Regions from separate parts of the Homo sapiens genome. Here region 1 is linked to region 2. A link is a loop called in an ENCODE intact Hi-C map of the cell type or tissue named here. Cell type or tissue: B cell. All regions are shown on one strand. Each heading gives the region's core, and the rest is flanking DNA. Links, peaks and the distances in the headings are about the cores only.

Region 1 (7,120 bases), core at 1,331-6,330, 52 kb after region 2:
TGGCTGTAGTCATGGGGCCAGACACCTGAGGCACTAGTGGGTGTATTCAGGGCCTGTTTCCCATCCTGACCTGCTCTATGCACAGGGGTCCAATAAAGCTCCAACTTACTATTCTCCAGCCGCTATTCTATAGCTCCAACTGGCTATTCAGTCACCACCATATTCTCCTGACCCTGCTCAACAGGGTCCAGTTTCTGGGGGCTCTTGTTCTGAAAGCCATTCTCTGTGGTCCTGCTCTTAATGGGGCTCATAAACACAAATATCTTGATACTTGACTTTGCTAGGTCAATATTCTTCCAGCTAGAGAGAGATGGAGCTGTGTTTTTCCTGAACTTCTGGGTAGCAGCAAACAACTGGCTGTTTTTAGACTCATAGTGTTTGCCAATCTCTAGTGACTTAGGAGAGGTCTTATCAAAGCTTCTGTTGGTGGATCTGGAGATTTATTTCCTAGCATTGTTTGGAGAGTGCTATTTGTTCTGGTCAGTGTGCTCTCTTTCTGCTTTTTGACGTGGTGTCTGCATTCCTCATGTTTCACGAGATGGCACTCTGGTTTCCAAGTGTGATCCTCACTGTCATAGCCCTTCCATCAAACCAAATACTCTGTCTTCCCTTCTTATTTTTCCTTTTGTCAACAATTCTTTCAGCCTGTCCTGCTCTAGTTGGTGGAGGCCAACATAATCCATTTTACTCCTTTTCCAAATCCTGTGTACCTAAACCGTCGATCACTGGAAACCAGTACTACCCAAGATAAAACTCTTCAGATCAGGAATCACAGCCATTTCCTGCCTTAGGAGAACAATGACTTAAAGCTAATTTTTCATAAAACCTTATAAATAAACAAAACCGTCCAATCTCAATCAGTTAGACCACAAGGTAAGATTTCCATAAGCCTTTAAAAAACTTTTTCAATCTTTTGTTATAGAGTGGATCGACCCTACAGAAAAGAAACAAACAAATAAAACCCTGTTAGTCTGACACAGGGGCCCAGACTCTCACATCGGTGTGCTTTTGATATTAATGCTTAACTTATAGGAAAACTAAATAATCCCTTTTACATTTTAGCCAATTTAAGCACACACAGAATTCCTTTCACAAGCTCAATTTCATAAACTTTCTATAACTTGCTTAAACCTTCAGTTTTGTCCTGTCATTGTACCTTAGGACAAAAATTTACATTCTTTTTCACCTTTCTATATTCATATAGCTTTACTTGACACTGTTTTTACTTCTTTAATTAAAAATAATAAAAATCCTCTAAACCAGGTAAAATTACTTTCCCTTTAACAAAAATCACATTTCTATGCCTTCTTATTATTTTTTTTTTATCAAAACTCATCTTACTTTCCTTATATACTTTTATAAAAAATCCAGGCTCTAAAAAAAAATGGTTACAGTAAGGCCTAAAGACAGGTGGCACTCTCCCTGGCCCAGCTATGCCTCCTGGTTCAGCTGGGAAGGGCCATGCCTTATCTGCAGCTCTGTTTTTTGTCCTGAGCTCTGCATCTGATACATAATTAAAAATGGCACCTCTTAGGTTTTTCACTAAAAATAAGAGTTGCTAAGAGTTAACATTGTAATTAATGTAAACCTGATCCAAATATATATAAATTGGAAAACTGAAACTGCCTTTGCAAAATTATAACTGAGGAAATTATGACAGTGAAAGAAATCAGACCTAACCGACTCCATCTTGCTTCTAACCTTTAAGCTGTTCTTGTTCATTCCTGGGCATAGGCCGAACTAACTTTGGGAAGGAACTCAGTTCATGGTTTGATTCTGAAACAAAATTGATAATAGTCCTTTCCAGAAAAGACCCCCTTCTTGCCTGGGAACCAGTCTGCCTAGGCAGGACTAACAAATTACCTATAAGATTAGAAAGTACAGTTTGGAGGTCATGCAGCCTCTGGTTCCAAGAATCTGAACCTCCCCAAATTGCTCCTGGGGATAACATCACTATTGTAAAACCTAAGGTGAGTGCTTGAGATATTTTACAGACTCTGCACTCCATGGATCAGCTGACACCACTCAGACCTGTAATCTGGCTCAACCAGTTCTGCCATCCCACCCAGGAACAGAAGACAGCAAGAAAAACTCACTTCGACCCCCTATGATTCCATCTCCAACCTGACCAATCACCAGCCCCCACTTCCGAAGCCCCTGCCCGCCAAATTATCTTTAAAAATTCGGATCCCCAAATGTAATAATAAAACTCCAGTCTCCCACATAGCCAGCTGTGTGTGAATTACTCTTTCTCCATTACGATTCCCCTGTCTTGATAAATTGGCTTTGTCTAGGCAGTGGGCAAGGTGAACTCATTGGACGGTTACACTTCCACAGTGTTCCTCTCTATAAGGACATTCCCCAGAGGCCAGTGAACAACCCAAGCCAATCAGCCCACTCTGTGATCAACTCATTCCCTATTTAATATATACTCCATGGTCAAGTCTTTTTTTCACAATACAAAACAATTTCTGGTACCCCCAAAAGCCAAACAGTTTAGGTAACAAAATCCAAAAGAGACTGAAGATGGCAAAGAGGAAGGAGGAACAGGGTGGAGTAAAAATAAATAGAACAATTTTTAAGAAAGGAAGTGAGCAGAAGTACCAAGCATGTAATGTTATTTTAATGTTTCAGTCAACTAAAAAATTCCTAAAAATAGAATCCAAAAAGAGAAAAAGAGTAATGGCCATATATATATATCATCTACCTTAGATATCAACTTTTAATTAAGCTGACTTCTACTCGTAGATTTGGAGTTTTGGAGTAAGCCAATTCCACTCAGATTTTTAAAATAATCCCTTCAAATCTCTTATTACCAGATTTTAGCTGGGACAAATAGCTGATATTTTTGGCTTTTGAACATCCTTACCAAAGATATCCTCTCAGTTACCTTAACCGAAGTTATAACCACAAATGCACGCACGAGGTATCTCCAAAGAGGTGACAAGTAGTTTTTACAAGATCCAGAATCACCCCAAAAATAACTAAGAGAAAGGAAACTTTCACTAGCCATAAACAGGGTCTAACCCACATTTCTTTCAGGCCATATTTTCTAGGGTCTTAGCTTTTCAGCTTACTGTCCATACATGAAGACCCAAGAGCCTTGGGTCCCCCAACACAGACAGAAGACAGGAAATCAAAAGCTGTCCACAGAAGGGGAAAAGATCAATAGTACATTGGTACCCCCAAAGCCACATAAATATTAAACCAAGACAGGCTGGTTCCCTGACCAGGAATCAAACCCATGCTGTGGAGGGTTTTAACAATTAGGCCACCAGGTGGAATGGCCATTGTTGTTCCCTAATCAGGAAGCAAACCCAAGCTGTGGTGGAAATTTTAACCACCAGAACTATTTTCGGTCAGATTTTGCTCTTAATTTAGTCAAGATAATTTTTAAGGCTAGCCATGAAACTATTAGGCTCCCTTTAAAATATCTGATCTTTTCGTTAATAGTTTAGAATAGGAGATCTCTAAAATCTTTAAATTAATAGCACAATGAGAGAGAGAACCTGGAAAGGCAGTCGTCTTATATGAAACATTTCAGATAGTCAAATTTTGATTTTTCTTAAGTGGCTGGGGTTTTTAGAGGTGGAATTTGACTTTCTACAGCTGCAGGGATTTTAGTCAGCTTTAGAGGGGGCCAGAAGTTCATTAAATCTAACGGAAGATGGACAGAAACAAACAGACAAAAAACACAAAAAAGCAATCAAACAATTTGCATAAAATTGAGATTTCTGAGCATGAGGAGAAATTATAGCCAACTGACGGTAAGCCTTGACTTTCAGCTACTAAATCCCCAAATGACACCCCAAACCAGCTCCTTACCTGGAGATGGGGCACAAGCTGAAAACTGCTCTCTGCCATCACGGAAGCAGGAAAGTCTTCTTCCTTGTTAGAAGTAAGAACTCTCAGAAAAGGAGTTCTGCAGTGGAATAAACTTCAGATCTCAACTGGAAATTTTTGAGTGATTAGGGATCTCTGGAGGGAGAAACTCTCAGACTTCAGCAAATCATCCAATAGGTCAGAGCAATAAAGAGCTCCAGCTGGTACTAGGGCCCCAGTAGGAGAGTTGCTACAGGCCAAGAGCCAACTCCACTCAGAAAGCCCCTTTGTGGTTACCAAAATGTAAACCAAAAAGTGACTGAAGCAAGTCTCCATCCATTAGAGGTTTATTTGGCCAAAGCTGAGGATGCGCCTGGGAAAAAGCATAAATTACAGATGCTCCTGTGATTTATGTTTTTTCCAAAGGGGGTTTTGTGAACTTCAGTTCACAAAAGGGGAACTGCAAGCAGCAGGGGGAAGAAAAGGAGGCAGGCAGTGAGGCAGGTGGTCACATTCTTGTGAGGCTCTTATTAGCCTCAGTAAATCTACATTTTACATGTGAAAAGAGGGAATAGAGGAAAAAGTCAATGATGCATTCTCTCACACTCAGTGAGTCTACATTTTACATAAGATGAAGCAAATGTGGAAAGAGGGAGTAGAGGAAATGAGGCTATGACATGGGGTTGTGAAATTACAGCTATCTGGGAGCCAAAGGAAGACAGTATTTGTGACTCAGCTTCTAAGCTTAACTTGCACTTTGGTATAGTGAGTTCGGGGTCCCAAGGTTCTATTTTTTTTTCATACCTGTAACTTCTGTTTCCAAAAATGTTCCCCTGTCTTTAAAAACCCTTGCTTATAAGCCACTGGGGAAGTAGGATCTCACACAATAGCTGTCTGATTTTCCTTGCTTGGCACCCTGCAAATAAATGCCCTCCTTTTTCTTGCTGCAAACTTTGGTACAGATATTTGTCTTTACTGTGCTGGGCCAATGGACCCAGGTTTGGTTCAGTAACGAGGCACTTTTCTCACTTTTAGGTACCCCCACCAACTCTATCTAAGATTCCATCACCCTCCAAGGAGCAGGACCCTTTCCCAGAGGCCCACAGCAACATATAAGCCTGGAGCTCTAATCTGACTCTAGCCTGATAATTCAAGTACCTCTGACCTAGTTTTAAAGAGCAGGGAAGTCTGCATGGTCATCTATTGAGTTTCTATTCTGTTGAGTTGGGCAGTGTTCTCAACTGACTGCCCATGAGAATCACCTAGTGTGTGGGTATTAGGGGGGAGACTTTAAAAATACCAGTACTGAGCCCCCACAGCAAGAGATTTCCATTCAACTGGTCTAGACCCAGTCCAGGCAATGACGTTTTTAGAAAACGTCCCCAGGTGGTTCTATCATACAGCCAGGTGGAGAGCCAGTGGTGATGGCTTATACTGTATGCTCTGATTTCTTCAGAGCTTTGTTTTTGATTCTCCAACCAAAATTTTGTAACTCAAAATGGTTTTCTCTCCCAGAAAACACAGCTTTTGTAAATTAAAACCCTTGTTTTTCTCTCATGAATTTCAAAGGCCTGCTTAGAAACTCAAAAGCCCAGAATCTGACTCTAAATTATCTGCAGTGTGCCTTCTGAGGCAGAAACCGGCAAGCCTGAGCCCAGCCTCACTGTGCAGTGATGATGAAGAGAGATGTTGAGTAAGAAAAAGCATTACTTAGTATGGAAAACAGCAGCTCATGTATTAAAATCATACCCATTCCCCTGAGCCTGTATCAGAAAAAATTCCAAAGAAACCAGTTCTCCCTACATCCTTTCGCCCAAGAAATCACAGCCAGAGATTTTCTTTTAATCTTACTCCCTAATAAACAAAAAGGCCCTCAGAAACTGCCTGTTTTCTTAACTGCCCAATAGTGTTCCCTAGGGAAATAAGAATTTTCTCATAAAGGTGTTAGTGATACATATTCTTCTTGAAAGAATGAAAGTTACATCAAAGTTTTTTTTTCCTGGTGTTTTTCCATTAAAGTATGGAACAGTTATCAATTTTCAGGGTACCTCATGTAGTTCAGATTTGATAAGTTATAGAGCTAATTCATTTGCATATCTATAGATTAGCATTCCATAGGGTTATTTCTTTTTACTTAGGCTATGTAGCTCAGTTGACTATGCTTGTCACTACTGATGTCAAGGTTAAGCCTTCAGTCTCCATGGGGTCTGATTAATTACCTTCGCTGTGTTTTAGCCCTTCCTAAAATATATGCATTTAGTCACCAGGGGGACCAGACAATGTAGATAGTTAGAAGTATAAAATATCCAGAGAAATTCAAGGCCTTTTCTAAGAAAAATACGTTTTTTTTTTTTGGAAGCCAAATAACTGAAATTTTGGAAAAATTCACAATTTATCTAACCCTTTCCCTAACATTTTATTTTTTTAAATTTCAAACATACAGAAAAGTTGAAAGAATTTTAAATTAGTGTCCATATACCCACCATGTAGATTCTACCATGAACATTTTGCTGTATTGCTTTATCATGCTTCTAACCATCTATTTATTCCTCTGTCTAGTAAACTTATGTTTTTGATGCATATCAAAGAAATTTGCAGAAATCAGTGTACTTTACTTCAAAACACTTTAGTATGTGCATAAGTTTTTCCTATTGGTTGTGTACCAAATTATTATATGTATGTAAGTTTTCCCTGTTGGTGCTGTACCATATTATACAAAGTGGCTTAAGACAACACGAATGTATTATGTACAATTCTGGAGGTCAAAAGTCTGAAATGGGTCATCCAGGGCTCAAATCAAGGTGTCAGCAGAGCTGCTTTTCTTCTGGAGGCTCTAGGAGAGAATCTATTTCCTTGTTTTTTGTAACTTCTAGAAGCCATTCATATCCTTAGCTTGTGGTCCCTTCCTCCATCTTCAAAGCCAGCACTAAGGCATCGTCAAGTCTCTCCATGATCTCTGCCTCTCTCTTCATAACTTCTTTGCTGACTCTGGCCCTCCTGCTTCCCTCTTACAGGGGCCCTGTGATTACATTGTGCCTACCCAGATGATCCAAGATAATCAACCCCTCTCAAGATCCTTAACTTAATCACATCTCCAAAGTCCCTTTTGTGTAAAGTAACATACTTATAGGCTCTGGGGACTAGGACATGAATATCTTGCTGGGCAGAAATTATTCATCTAATAAAGCATGCAAAATGGGTGTTTTTCATCTTTAACACCCATTGAAGATTTACAGTCAGATGAAAATTAGGAAGCTGGCCTATAAATGGGAGTGAATATTGATACAAAAAGAAGGCT
Region 2 (7,120 bases), core at 1,359-6,358:
TCAAATACCATTATATTAGGGGTTGAGGCTTCAACATGAGAATTTTGGGAGGTCATAATTCTGTCCATAGCACTCCTCCTTTGATATGGTTTGGCTGTGTCCCCACCCAAATCTCATCTTGAATTGTAATCTCCATAATCCTATGTGTCTAGGGAAAGGCCAGGTGGGATGTGATTGGTTCATGGGGACAGTTTCCCCCATGCTGTTCTTGTGATGGTGACTGAGTTCTCGCGAGATCTGATCATTTTATAAGGGGCCCTTGCCCCTTCACTTCTCCCTCTTCTCTCTCTTGCCTGCCGCTGTGTAACACTGCCTCTTCCCTGTCTCCCTAAGTTTCCAGAGGCCTCCCTAGCCATGCAGAGCTGTGAGTCAATTAAACCTCTTTTCTTTATAAATTACCCAGTCTCAGGTATGTCTTTATAGCAGTGTGAAAATGGACTAATACATCCTTTTTTCTCTTCAAGGTCATGAAGCTCTTAAGCAGCAAAGCCAAATATTAAATTAAAGTTTTCCAACTCCAAATCTTGAACTCTTTCCCTAAAACCAGAGGCACCTCACATTATTTTGAAACTGACTTAATAGTCAAGGCTTTCCCGTTATATCTGGTACTTCTTATGACAGACACCATCTTAATAGAGATTGCAGTGTTTTTCTATCCACTTCTCTAGCTCTTGTGGAAATCAGATTTGAGAACATTCCTCCTTGGTAGTAGTTTCTTTATAAAAGGCACTAGCTAACAGGTTCTGAAATGAGCCCAACTAGAAACTCAAGAGTTGCCAAAGGACCTTCTGGTTTCAAGATGCACAATAATTTCAGAAATTATTAATATTATAGAAAAGTAAAGTTTATAGAAATGGAAGTTTTGATCCTTTAACCTATGTAATATAATATGTTTTTTTTAAAAAACCTCCTTAAGATAATATGTTTTTTTCTTGGTGACCAATGAAGTTCAGAACAGTTTTATTTTTTTTATTTATAAAAAGCAGGGAAGGGAGCCAGGCACATTACCTGAGGTCAGGAGTTTGAGACAGCCTGACCAACATGAAGAAACCCTGTCTCTACTAAAAATACAAAAAAAAATTAGCCGGGCATGGTGGTGCACGCCTGTGTAATCCCAGTTACTTGGGAAGCTGAAGCAGGAGAATTGCTTGAACCTGGGAGGCGGAGGTTGCCGTGAGACGAGATCATGCCATTGCACTCGAGCCTGGGCAACAAGAGGGATGCTCCATCTCAAAACAAAAACAACAAAAACAAAAAATAAAAATGAAAAGCAGGGAAGCGATGATTTTTGTTTTCCTGGGAACTTTCATCTCTATAAGCTTCCCTTCCTCCAGTTGAACACAGTGATCTGTTGTGATTAGATTAAAAACAAGGGTTGTCTGCCGCTCTTTTTTTCCTCCTATCGATTCTTGTTGCTTCAAATTTTAGAATTTACTATTTTGCTGCTTAATTAGTATGTTTTGAACGTGAAAAATCATCTTGAAGGGTCTATTACACTTGAAGTATTTGCTCTTAACATTTTTATTTCTGCCTTACTTCATTTCTACCAAGAGAAAAGACCAGTTTGTTTTTTACTCTAACAAAGCATTCTAGCAGGTCATTGCTGGAATATCCCAGGGAAGGTCTTTGAAGTTGTTGATGTAAGCAAACTAGAATATTTCTCAGAAGTCTGAACAATATAACTTCTAAAACAAAGATTTTTTGTGTGGACCAAATTCATCTGAGGTGAATTATTATTTCCAATTTAGCTTGGGGTTCTTCCACATTAAAAGCCTGTGCTCATTTAACCAGTATTAATTGAGTATCTACTATGTGCCAAGCCATTTGCCAGGAGGCAAAGATATAAAACTGAATAAAAGTGGATCTGATAATAGTTGGATGGAGGTGAAAGACAGTGTAAAAAAATCAATAAATGGTATAATAGAGCACACTCAAGGTTTTACAGAAGGTCTGAAGAGAGGGACCATTATTCCAACGTCTTGAGGTTACTGAAGTACAGCCTAAGAAATGCTTTAAGCAACTTGTTATGGTTAATTTTATGTGTCAGTTTGATTGGGCCTCAGGGTGCCCAGATATTTGATGAAACATTATTCTGGTTTGTCTATAAGGAAATTTCTGGGCGAGATTAACATTTGAATAGAAAGACTGAAAGCTTCCTATATTCCTATAAAGCAGATTGCCCTCCCTAATGTGGGTGTGTCTCATCCAGTAGAACAAAAAGGCTGAGTAAGAAATAATTTCTTCTGCCTGACTGCCTTCAAGCTGGGACATTGGTCTTTTCCTGCCTTCAACTCAAATGGAAACATTGGCTCCTTTTGGGTCTTGAGCCTGATGACTTTCAGAATAAAACTTCAACTATTGCCTCTGCTGGTTCTCAGGACTTCAAACTTGGAAAGGATTTATACCATCGGCTCTTTGGGTTTCCAGCTTGCTGATCACAGATCTTGGGACTTGTTAGCCTTCATAATCATGTGAGCCAATTTCTTATAATACACCTCTCTCTCTTTCTCTTTGTCTCTCTCCAAACACACACACACACACACACACACACACACACACACACACACACACACGCACACACACCTTATATTGCTTCTGTTTCTCTGGAGAACCCTAATACGTAACTCCTCCATGCATATCCTGTGAGTACCTTTATAAAGTGTCAACTTGGCAAGGCTAAACTACATTTTCCACAGATTTCTTCCCTGTATGTTTAAGGTGGGCCGCAAGAGATATTTGGCCTAGGATTTGGAAGCAGTGGCAATATTGCTTTTATGTGCAGGGGGCAGAGTCAGGGGTTGCAGGGGTGGTTGTTGTAGAGGCACCAGGTGCTGGTTGCAGCTCACACATCTTGTCACTATCTGTTGGCTCACCTTATTGGTGTGGAACCGCAGCTGGGCTGGCAGCTTTTCCACCTGCCCCTGGATCTTTCTTCAGCTTTTCTGGCTCTAGTGAAGTGCACGGTTAGCTTTTTGACAAAAGGCACCCATGTCTGCTGCCGAACACCTGCATTGTTAAAGCTGGAAGCATTAGGAAGCATTGGTTCTAGTTCATCTTCTTGGGCGCCAGCTTACACTCGCAGTTTCCAGTTTTTTCCTTACTTTATGTGAGGGTTTCTCAGCCTCAGCATTATTGACATTTGGGTTGGATAATTCTTTACTGTGGGGGACTGGCCTATTCATTGTAGGATATTTAGTGGCCTCCCTGGCTTGTACTCACTACATGTCATAGCCTACACCCAAGTTGTGACAAGCCAGAATGTCTCCAAACAGTACCACATGTCTCCTGGGGGTCAAAATAGGCTCTAGTTAAGAACCTCTGCTTTATAGCCATATTCCTTTCCCAACTACTTGCTGAAAACTTCAGGCTCTAACATTAGACACAGGGCCTTACAGAGACTTTATAACCAAATCCCGTAATTGTGAAAGATCAAATCCCTGAACAAATCCTTTATTATATATCTCTCTCCTAGTGGTTCTGCTTCTCTGATTAAATCCAGACTGATATCTTCCTTAGAGTTGGCTGAATCTTCCTGAGTCTCCTGGACAGCTTTATTCATTTTCATGATCCCTTTGTATCAACAATCTCCAGCACCATCCCTACTATAGCCAGCCCCCCATCCTCAATACCCTAGTGAGGTAACTCTGCCTTTAGAAGAGGGACAATCAGATCCATAAAAAGCATGCTTGGAACAAAATCTGAGTGTAACCCTGCCATGTGGAAATGTAGATCATGTCCTGCCAGTGCTTCCAGGAGCTGTTAGAGCTGAGGGCAGTGCTGTAGAGACTCAGTGGGACTTAGAATCACGGGGGATTTTATTGCTAAGGATCTAAGCCTTAAAGGAACAGTTATAGGCTTTGTTTTCAAAAACTTCCAGCATATTTTTATTCTATTTTATCAAAGTGATTTCTATAGGAATACATTATAAACCAATGAAAATCATTTGCTCTTCGACTACTCTCTAGTCCCAGAGAACCTAAAAGAATATTATGTTTTATTTAGCCAAGTAGAAATCTATCACAAGCTTGGATAATAGACTTTATTTTCTGGTAAACAGATAATAAAGTCCTTTTGAAAAATTAGCAAAAGTAAGATAGAGGTATAATAAAATCAGATCTATTCATTTTTAAATACATACTATGAGCTGGGCACTGTGCCTGGTGTGGGGTATCTGGTGACCAACCAGACAGACAAGATTTTTGACCTCATGGAACTTACAGTGGAGTAGGAGAAACATTCATTACACAAATAATCACATAATGAGAATATGAAGTTATACATTAAGTTCTATGAAGGAACAGTATAGAGTCTTTACAGAGAGAGATCAAATATAGATGGCAGGGGTAAGTGAGGAGGGGCGTTCCTAAAGAAGTGACGTGGGCTCTGAAACCTAGAAGATGAGTTGGAGCTAGTGAGTGAGAAGTAGATGGAAAAGAGTTCTAAGCAGGGACAGCAAAGAACTTGGTGCCTTCAGAAAGCTATAAGAACGCTGCAATGGCTGGGTCTAGTAAACAGGGAGAAGAGAGCGGGGAGATGACTCTGCAGAGAGGAGAAGCAGTTAGATTGCTCCAGGACTTGCAGGCCAAGCTTGGGTTTTACTGTTAGGAACGAGCCATCGAAAGGCTTAAAGTCAATGTTTCTTTGAGAAAATGATGTTAACAAGGGAGCAAATCATATGGCTGTACCTGAGGAGGGAGCAGTCCGGGGAGGACTATCTCTATCCACTATCTTATGGCTATAGTGATGAGGGAGTAGTCCAGGGAGAGGGAATAGCAAATTCATAGCTCTGAGTGGCATGCCTAGTGAGTTCAGAAAACTCCGCAGAGGCCAGTGTGGCTGGAGTGGAGCAAGCAAGGGGAGAGCATGGAAATAAGCAGGGCCAGAACCTCCAGGGTCTGGTGTGCCATTTAAGGACTCTGGCTTTTATTCAGAGAAAAATGGGGAACCATTGAGTACGCAAGGGACATGATTTGACTTACATTTTACAAGGATCACTCTGGCTGCTGTATTGTAAAAGACCGTGGGGATGGGGCCAAGAGGGGAAGAGGGAAGACTGGCTGGAAGGTTATTATAATAACTGAGGCCAGATAATGGTGGCTTGGAGCAGGATGATAGCCATAGAGCTGGTGAGAAGCAGGCAGAGTCTGGGTGTTCTTTGAAAGTAAAGTTATGGATTTGCAGTAGATTGAATATGGGTATAAGAGAGAGAGGGGAGTCAAGGATGAGGTAAGGTTTTGGGCCTAAGAAAATAGACTTGCCATAGACTGAAGTGTAGAAGACTGCAGGGATATCAAGTTTTCAGATCATCAGCCAGTTTCAGACACATTAATTTTTAGGTGTCTATCAAGTTCCCATGTCATGTAAGTAAGACAGTTAAGGAAATGACATCCCAAAATATGCCACTTTGATATGCTGATTACTTTAACAGAGGGCACTTGGAAAACAGCAAATATAGGCATAGGCTCTCTGGGCTCCCCTTATCTGCCTAAAGATGAACTCAAAAGGAACTCAATTTTTATGAATCTCCTCTCCAGGAGTCTTATTAACCCGGGAAGATTGACTTGGATCTCAGGAGAGGAGACTGGAGGTCCACACCATGCCAGACAGACTTTGTCACAAGCTATTATCTCTTCTTCTGGGGGTCATTCATCTTTCCCCAAAATCACTTACTCTCCTCTAAGTTGCCCACACTCCTGCCCTCCCCTCTATGAAGAGGGTGTATATGCTTCTAGATCTCACTGGGTTTTGGGATATTAACTTTTCTGCAATAAATTTGTATACCTTTCTCCTGTTTACTTGTCTACTATCAGTTTATTTCTTAGACTCAATTATCAAACTCTCAGAGAGTAGAGGGAAAGTTTTTCCTTCCCTAAAGTTCTGGCAGTGAAGTTGGTATCAAATACCGCTAACTGTGAGGCTGCAGCTAAGAAACCCTGGCATCTGACAAAGTTAAGACTTCTTACCATATCAGTCTCTTGGGTATCTGCCTGTAGAGTCCAGTTGAGTGAAGGTGGTGTATTAGTCAGGGGTCTCCAAAGGGACAGAACTAATAGGATATATGTATATATGAAAGGAGTTTATTAAGGAGAGTTTATTAAGGAGAGTGTGAGTTGGTCCACACAAAAAATCTTTGTCTTAGAAGTTATGTTGTTCAGGCTTCTGAGAAATATTCTAGTTTATTAAGGAGAGTTGACTCACACGATCACAAGGTGAAGTCCCATGATAGGCTGCCTGCAAGCCGAGGAGCAAAGAAGCCAGTGGTGGTTCAGTCTGAGTTCCCAAACCTCAAAAGTTGGGAAGCTAACAATGCGGCTTTCAGTCTGTGGCTGAAGGCCTAACAGCCCCTGGCAAATTACTGGTGTAAGTTTCCAAGAGTCCAAAAGCTGAAGAACTTGGAGTTCAATGTTCGAGGGCAGGAAGCATCAGCACAAGAGAAAGATGAAGGTGGGAAGACTCAGCAAGTCAGCTCCTTCCACCTTCTTCTGCCTGTTTGCTCTGATGATAGTTTCTTTCGCTGTGCAGAAGCTCTTTAGTTTAATTAAATCCCATTTGTCAATTTTTGCTTTTGTTGCCATTGCTTTTGTTTTTGGCAATTTCATCGTAAAATCTTTGCCCACGTCTGTGTCCTGAATGGTATTGCCTAGATTTTCTTCTAGGGTTTTTATAATTTCGGGTTTTACATTTAAGTCTTTAATCCATCTTGAGTTAATTTTTGTATACGGTGTAAGGAAGGGGTCCAGTTTCAATTTTTGCATATGGCTAGCCAGTTCTCACAGCACCACTTGTTAAATAGAGAATCACTTCCCCATTGCTTGTTTTTGTCAACTTTGTTGAAGATCAGATGGTTGTAGAGGTGTGATTTTATTTCTGAGTTCTCTAGTCTGTTCCATTGGTCTATGTGCCTGTCCAAAACAAATTCTAAATTATGTCTTTTGACCTTAAATTAACATTAAGATTTTCCAGTTGGGCCCCTGAAAAGCTTTGAAGGAGATATCTTTCACCCTATAAAAGAGAGAGATTAAAATAATTAGAATTATATGACATGTTAAATTATATGGGAAGCATTGCCAAATAATAAGTGATGCTAAACTTCTTTAAGTTATATTTATGGGTATGTTAT

What was found. Peaks named below come from ENCODE experiments on the same cell type or tissue, not always from the same donor. Only the 100,000 strongest peaks of a DNase experiment are listed, where the experiment ranks them.
Region 1: a loop joins it to region 2, with 2.5 times the contacts of the local background. A loop is called at or near these places in 2 of 110 quality-filtered maps.

The regions. Positions count from the first base shown.
Region 1 is chr3:16,693,554-16,700,673 of GRCh38, forward strand. It overlaps the pseudogene LOC124905414. Among named protein-coding and RNA genes, the nearest start is that of PLCL2UT, 27 kb to the right of the region's middle. RefSeq lists enhancers at 3,023-3,524, 4,162-4,211, 4,743-5,390. In B cell, for the core only: no CTCF peak of the experiment used is centred there; a DNase peak (open chromatin) is centred at 4,218; H3K4me3 peaks cover 3,194 bases; H3K27ac peaks cover 3,971 bases.
Region 2 is chr3:16,641,611-16,648,730 of GRCh38, forward strand. No RefSeq gene overlaps it. Among named protein-coding and RNA genes, the nearest start is that of DAZL, 40 kb to the left of the region's middle. In B cell, for the core only: no CTCF peak of the experiment used is centred there; no DNase peak of the experiment used is centred there.